Linked DNA regions of Mus musculus: region 1 is linked to region 2. Evidence: chromatin contacts called from ENCODE Hi-C or POLR2A ChIA-PET data. All regions are on one chromosome and are shown on one strand. Each heading gives the region's core, a stretch centred on a gene start or an enhancer-like site at or near the end of the contact. The rest is flanking DNA. Distances are from core to core; before and after follow the strand shown.

Region 1 (3,273 bases), core at 463-2,962, 56 kb before region 2:
CAGGCCAATGACAGGTGTCCCCCTTGGTGCCCACTGCGACCCCCGCCCAGGAACTCTGTACTACTACACCCTGCTGCTGTATGGGACGGCCGAGGACATGACAGCACGGCCCCAGGCCCCCCAGGTGACCAGCCGCGCGCGCGCATGTGTGCAGAGGGACACAGAGGGGCTGTGCCAGGGTGAGTGGCCGCAGCGCATGGTCACTTGTTGGGTGAGGAGGCGCAGCGGCCCGGAATGGGCAGGTGGGCACCGGCTGCACCCACCAGCTGCAGCCTCACTCCTTCTGTTTCCATGTTGTCCCTATGCAGAAAGTCACAGTCCCCTCTCCATCCTGGCAGGACTCTGCCTCATCTCCAGCCAGCAGTGGTGGTGGCTCTACAGCCACCCACAGCAGCCAGTGACCGAAGGACAGGCCAGCTGTCACCCTCCTGTTACACCTGCTGCAGCAGCCTGAGCAGCGACTACACTGCCTGTCCCCTGTCCCTTGTGTTGGGAGAGCTCCAGAGCCCCTCCAAGGCTTGCCACCTCTGGTGGCCCCCCAGCTACCAGTCTTGGGCCATGGTGCTGGCTCTGCTGGCCAGGGCCTTTGGGAGGCCCCTCGGCTTGAGGAAGGCCCACCTGCCCCAGGCTAGATACCCCAGTGCCCAAAACCATGCATGCACAGATCCCTGGAGGCTGGAGAGCCAGAGATGCCTGGCTGTCAGGACAGAAGGCCGGTACCCCAAGGTCCTGCTCTCAGGCTGGAAGAGAAGCCTGCCCCAGAAGGCCAGGGCAGAGCAGCTGCATGGGTCAGGTGACAGCCCACCGCTCAGCCTCAGCTGCTCCCAGTGGAAGAGATGTGTCCTTACTCATTTTGGAGCAGGTACAGTGGGCAAGAGGTCAGACCACAGCCACCAATCATCTGCCCCTTCCCTGTCTCCAAGCCATCCATAGCCCCATGTCTAACCTCATAGTTGCCAAATAAAAGTTAAACAGAAGATGTCGAGTTTATGGTGTCCTTGAGGGTAGGGTGGGCCCCTGGAGGAATAAGGACCCACAGAGGAAGACTGCTCTGAGCCCAGATCTGCCAAGTGCTGAATTACCATACAGCCATGAACAGGAAGCTAGCTCGCTCCCCCATCCCCCACTGGTTTTTTTTTTTTTTTTTTTTTTTTTTTGGTTTTTCGAGACAGGATTTCTCTGTTTAGCCCTGGCTGTCCTGGAACTCACTTTGTAGACCAGGCTGGCCTCAAAAATCTACCTGCCTCTGCCTCCCGAGTGCTGGGATTAAAGGCGTGCGCCACCACTGCCCGGCTTTCCCACTGCTCTTTTGAGACAGGGTCTCACTGTGTAGTCCTGGCTGTTCTGGGATTCCCCATATTGACCAAGATGATCTTGAACTCACAGAGGTCTGCCTGCCTCTGCCTCACAGTACTGAGATTAAAGTACTGAGTTAAAGGTCTACCACAAGGAAGCAAAGCCTGTGGCTAGGTTCCATCCAGCATTTATTGAGCGCCCACTGTGTACCTGGCAATGGTTGTACACTGATTACTCTCGAAATCACGTTCACCCCTTTCCTCCCACCACACGCGGTGAAGGAGGGCAGAGTTCCTTCTGATCTTACTGGATAGCAACTAGGAGCATCTAGGCTTAGGGCTCTTTAAGACGGGGGAGGGGTTTCGCGAGGCGTGGCGCTGGAGTGGACCGGAAGTGCCGGAACGTAGTGGCGTTCAAGCAGGAAGCGGAAGCGGTGGCGGCCGCCTAGGTTCTTGGAACGAAGATAGGCAGCGGGGTGTTCCAAGAGCAAACTGGCGCGGAGATCGAGCCAAACTCCGAGGTTCCGGGAGGAGGGAAAGCGAGACGGGGTAGGGACCTCGGCGCAGGTCTGTAAGGGGTGCGTAGGAGTTCGCGAGGTGGGCGGGCCGAGCCGAAAGTGGACCCCCAGTTAGCGCGCGCTCCACCTACAAGATGAACTCCAAGGCGAAGAAACGCGTGGTACTGCCCACTCGCCCCGCGCCTCCCACGGTGGAGCAGATCCTGGAGGACGTGCGAGGGGCACCCGCTCAAGATCCTGTTTTCACTGCCCTGGCCCCGGAAGGTAGGAGAACGTGAGACTCCCGAGTGGGGAGCAAACCGACTGCAGGGACGAATCTTTTTTGTCCCTGCCCTTCTCTTCCCCTGCAAAGAAAGATCATCAGAAATAAAATTGAAAGTGCTCCGAACTCTTGGGAGGCAGAGGCAGGCGGATTTTTGAGTTCGAGGCCAGCCTGGTCTACAGACTGAGTTCCAGGACAGCCAGGGCTACACAGAGAAACCTTGTCTCGAAAAACAAAAACAAAAAAAAGTTGAAAGTGCTGCCAACCCGGGTCTAGGGCAAGAGGATTGCTGTGAGTTCAAGACCTTGTCTCAGAGGGGCGTGGCCAGCTGCTCCTACAAATTAATGGGGGGCCAGAGTACTTGCAGGGGCCATATCTGCGACTCCTGGCCTAGGATCCAGGAATCCAGGCAGTCCTGGGTAGAACGGCAGGCCAGGGTGGCTGGAGGTGTCCTGTCCTCTCCATGACACCAAAACCTGAAACTGAGTCTTGTTTTCTAGTGCCTAATAGGCCTATATAGCCCAGGCTGGCCTCGAACTCACCATGTAGCCAAGGATGACCTTGAACCACTGATCCTCTTGCCTCTGGGTTGGTGGATGTCAGGCCTGGGGATGGTGACACTGTTTCTTCTCTTCAGACCCCCCAGACCCATCCCCAAGGGCTGAGGACTCTGAGATCCAGCAGGAGCAGATCTACCAACAGAGCCGGGCCTACGTGGCTATGAATGAGAGGCTGCGGCAGGCGGGGGAAGCTCTGAGACAGAAGTTCGATGGCCTTCGGCAAGCTGGTCAGCGGCTGGAACAGGATATCAGCCAGGTGACTTCAGCCACCTCCTAGAGCCGAAGTTACACCTGATGTCCTTGGTCCAGGCCTGGGCACCTAGCAACCAGAGGCTCTGGGTCAACATTTGCTGTCCCAACCCTGGCCCGGGGAGACCCAGTGGCCCACCTTGCCAGCTAGCAGCTTTGTTCCCTCTTCCATCCTTAATGGCCTCTAATTCATGATGGGACTTAGGGACATGGCCACCTCCTCATTATGGGGACACTGGCCTAAATTGCATCAAGGACTTGATTGCAGGTCGGGGCTCAAAGCCAGTCTGCCCCATAGTGACCGGTGTGCTCTTCTGTCCCATGTCACCCTGGGCAGTGAAGGTCTTCATCCCCAGCATCCACAGCAGGCCAGCCACTGGCATCTTGGT
Region 2 (3,429 bases), core at 871-3,370:
CTTCTGGGTTCCTCTTTCCGGCTTCCCAGACCCCTTGTGGTCTCCCTAACCCACTGAAGCATCCTTTTGGGGAGTCTCTCTGGCCTTAAGGTCCCCTTTGGGGCCTCCCTATACTTTAGTCTTTGGTCATCACTGGTGTCTCCCAAGCTCATGGAGCTGTCTCTTGATTCCTCTATGACCCCCGGAGCTGAGTCTCCCCAGCCTCTCATTTACCTTATGAACAAGCAACAACCAAAATAATTTTTTAAAAAAATCTCAAAAAAATAAAAAATAAAAAAATAAACCAAACACAAACAAATGAGTTCTCTTGGACCCTGCACCTTCTAGGCCTCACTGGCTCAGGGTCTCCAATTATCTTTTAGAGTATTCCTGAGTCCTGCGCCTCCTCCTGGTATTCTCCCAGCCCCCTGAATTAGCCTTTCAGGCCTCTCTAGCTCCTTAACTATCCTTTGGGGTTCCCCCAAATCTCCACTGGGCTCTTCTCGACTCTGTAACTCCTGTTGGAGGTCCCCCTAGCCTTCTGAACTACCCCGTATGGTCTCCCTACCCTATTTCCTTAACCACAATTATGGCTTATGGTCTCCCACAGAGCTAAGGGTCTCTCTTGGAATTCCCTCAGCCCTCTGAACTATCCTTTAGTATCTCCCGACCTCACAGCTCAACCTCAGGGGTCCCCTATACCTTAATATAGCCTTTGGGAGGGTCCTTCAAACCCTTATTCTATAGGGCCTTCCCAACCACCTTATCCACATAACCCTCCAGCTCTCTTTTGGAGTCCTCTTCCTTCTCCTTCTCCTTCTTCTTCTTTTTTTGTTTTTCGAGACAGGGTTTCTCTGTGTAGCCCTGGCTGTCCTGGAACTCACTTTGTAGACCAGACTGGCCTCGAACTCAGAAATCCACCTGCCTCTGCTTCCCAAGTGCTGGGATTAAAGGCGTGCGCCATCACCGCCCAGCTCTGGGGTCCTCTTCTAACTCCTGTGAAGGACTCAGCACCTTGAGTTATCTTTTGGGGTCTCCCGACACCAACTTTTCAGTGTTCCCAAATTCCTTTAATTTTATCAGAGGGGGGCGTCTCCCCGACACCCAGGCTCTACTTAGGGTCCCTCTAACATCTGAACTATCCTTTAGTGTCCCTCAGTCTCCTGATTTGATGGTCACCTTAATTCCTGAAATCTGGAGAATCCCACAACCTCCAAAATTATCATTTGAAGACTCCTTGACCCCAAACTCCACTTAGGAAGCTCCAACATCCTGATCTGTTCTTTGTGATCTCCTCATCCCTGCGCTTTTACTAGATAACCCCAGCACCCTAATCTTTCGGGGTACCTCTCAGATCCCCGCGTTATCCCATGCGGTCTCTCTGAGTTGTAATCTATACTTTGGGGTTCCTCGGCACCCATAACCTAATTTATTTGACCTATGTATTCTTTAGGGTGTCTCAGCATCCTTAATCTATTTTACAGGGTTTCCATTACCTGTGATCTAGCTTTTAGAATTCAACTCCCCAGAGCAACTCTATGGGGTCTCTCTGCTCTATAATCTATTCTTTGGAGATCCCTCAGTTTCACCATTCTAATACTTAGGGTTCACAAGGACCCTGGTCCATTTTTGTAATCTCCCTGGTACTTAGAATCTATGAGAGATCTCTCAGCACCCCTAATTATCCTACATTACCTTCCTGACTTCAAGGATCCACTTAAGGGTCTTCAACACCCTGATTTATCATTTCAGGGTCTCTCAGTCCGGTGAGTTATCCTATGGGATGCCCCTGACCCGTGAACCTTCATTTAGGGTTTCTCTGGCTCGTGAGTTATCACCTTGGGTCCCTTCAGTTACCCATGGGCTGCCTTTGGGGCGACCCCCCAGCACCCCGGCTCTCCTCTAAAGTCCCGGCCCGGCCGGTCCGGCACCCCGGCCTCCCTCGCTCTGGGCCTGGCCCGGCTCCACAGCCTCACCCGATTTCGTCGGCGCCCGCGCTGTTCATGGCGCCCCGTCCCGGCCCGCTGCGCCCCGCTCCTCCGGAAGGTCACCGCTCGTCCCTCCCCGCAGCCGCGGCCCGGATCTGCGCAACGGCGGCGGCGCTGAGCCTCCTCCCTCCGCGCCAACGGTCGCTGCGCGTCCCCGCGCCTCCGCGCCTCCGCCCTGCGCACGCCCGGGCGCGCTCCCGCACGGGGCCTCCGGGGGCGGGGCCAGGGGCGCGCCGCGCGTGCGTGCCCGCTTGCGAGAGGGACGCAGAGCTCTGCGCCTGCGCAACACGGACAACCGAGACATGCGTTTCCGCCCTGTCGAATCTAATCCTTCTGGGAAATGCAGTCCTCTGCATTATCTGGCCTTCAGAAGGCGCGCGGAGGGAGACAGCCACGTGCGTGCGTACGCGTGCATGCGGCGCCGGGCGTTCATGGCGCGCGCAGGCGCAGACGCGGGTTCCCCTTTATCCACTCGCGAATCTTGGTCTTGCGTGGGGGCTTGCGAGGGGAAAAAGTCTAAGATGCCCCTCAGAGGCCGGTGCATAAAGCAGGCTGCACGTTCATGCTCTGAACTGTGTCACCTCCCGCTCTTCCTTTTTCGCAGATGATACACTGGGTCACAAAGGCTGACTCACCTGTCCAAGGTCATTCAGTTAAGGCTCGATTGGGTTCAAAGTAAAAATTAACCAAGTTCAATAGTTACTAAGAAAAAGTAAAAACAAAAAAACATTGTCCCTAGTACCACTAACATGGACAGCCACACTCTTACTACTATCTATTGTCTGCAGCTGACTTCTCACTTGGATAATCTGCCTTTCCTCTCATAACCAGTTCCCTGTCTCAAAAAGGTATATAAAGCTGGGCAGTGGTGGCGCACACCTTTAAACCCAGCATTTGGGAGGCAGAGGCAGGTGGATTTCTGAGTTCAAGGCCAGCCTGGTCTACAGAGTGAGTCCCAGGACAGGCAGGGCTACACAGAGAAACCCTGTCTCGAGAAAACAAAACAAACAATAATAATAATAATAATAATAATAATAATAACAACAACAACAACAACAACAACAACATAATAAGTAAGTGAATAAAACGATGTAATGGCTCAGTTTGTTGAGCATCTTTCTAGGCTAAAGAGCTGGGTTCCATCCCCAGACTACTTAAAACAGTCATGGCAGTGCAAACCTGTCATCCCAGCGCTCAGGTTGGAGAGGAAGACTGGGAATTCAAGGTCAGCCTCCCTTGGTCAGCTATATAGTGAACTAGAAGCCAGCTGAGGTACACAAGACTTTCTCAAACAAAAACCAAAACATACATACAAGCAAACAAACAAAGCCTGAAGCAGGGCAGTATTGGTGCACACTTTTAAACCCAGCACTTGGGAGGCAGAGACAGGCTGATCTCTGTGAATTAAGTACAGCTAATATACAGAGTGAGTTCCAGGACAGCCAGGACTACACAGAGAAAC

What was found. Hi-C counts contacts between places; a loop is a spot of excess contacts on that map. ChIA-PET counts read pairs that join two places held with the same protein, here RNA polymerase II (POLR2A).
Region 1: a loop to region 2 is called in a map of v-Abl transformed pro-B cells, with 1.9 times the contacts of the local background. The contact joins the promoter of 2310011J03Rik here to the promoter of Dazap1 in region 2. A Hi-C loop is called at or near these places in 1 of 37 maps with a recorded cell type or tissue (v-Abl transformed pro-B cells). POLR2A ChIA-PET finds 5 or more read pairs at or near these places in 4 of 5 experiments (Patski and embryonic stem cell).

What each region holds. Positions count from the first base shown.
Region 1 is chr10:80,318,987-80,322,259 of GRCm38, reverse strand. 2310011J03Rik (RIKEN cDNA 2310011J03 gene) reads left to right here and starts at 1,712. Exons shown (of 2, transcript NM_025521.3): 1 at 1,712-2,077; 2 at 2,713-3,273. The coding sequence starts at 1,948. The coding sequence ends at 2,912. Pcsk4 (proprotein convertase subtilisin/kexin type 4) reads left to right here. Exons shown (of 15, transcript NM_008793.2): 14 at 51-179; 15 at 309-977. The coding sequence ends at 454.
Region 2 is chr10:80,263,705-80,267,133 of GRCm38, reverse strand. It overlaps Dazap1 (DAZ associated protein 1), which reads right to left and starts at 2,120. Exons shown (of 12, transcript NM_133188.3): 1 at 1,956-2,120. The coding sequence starts at 1,984.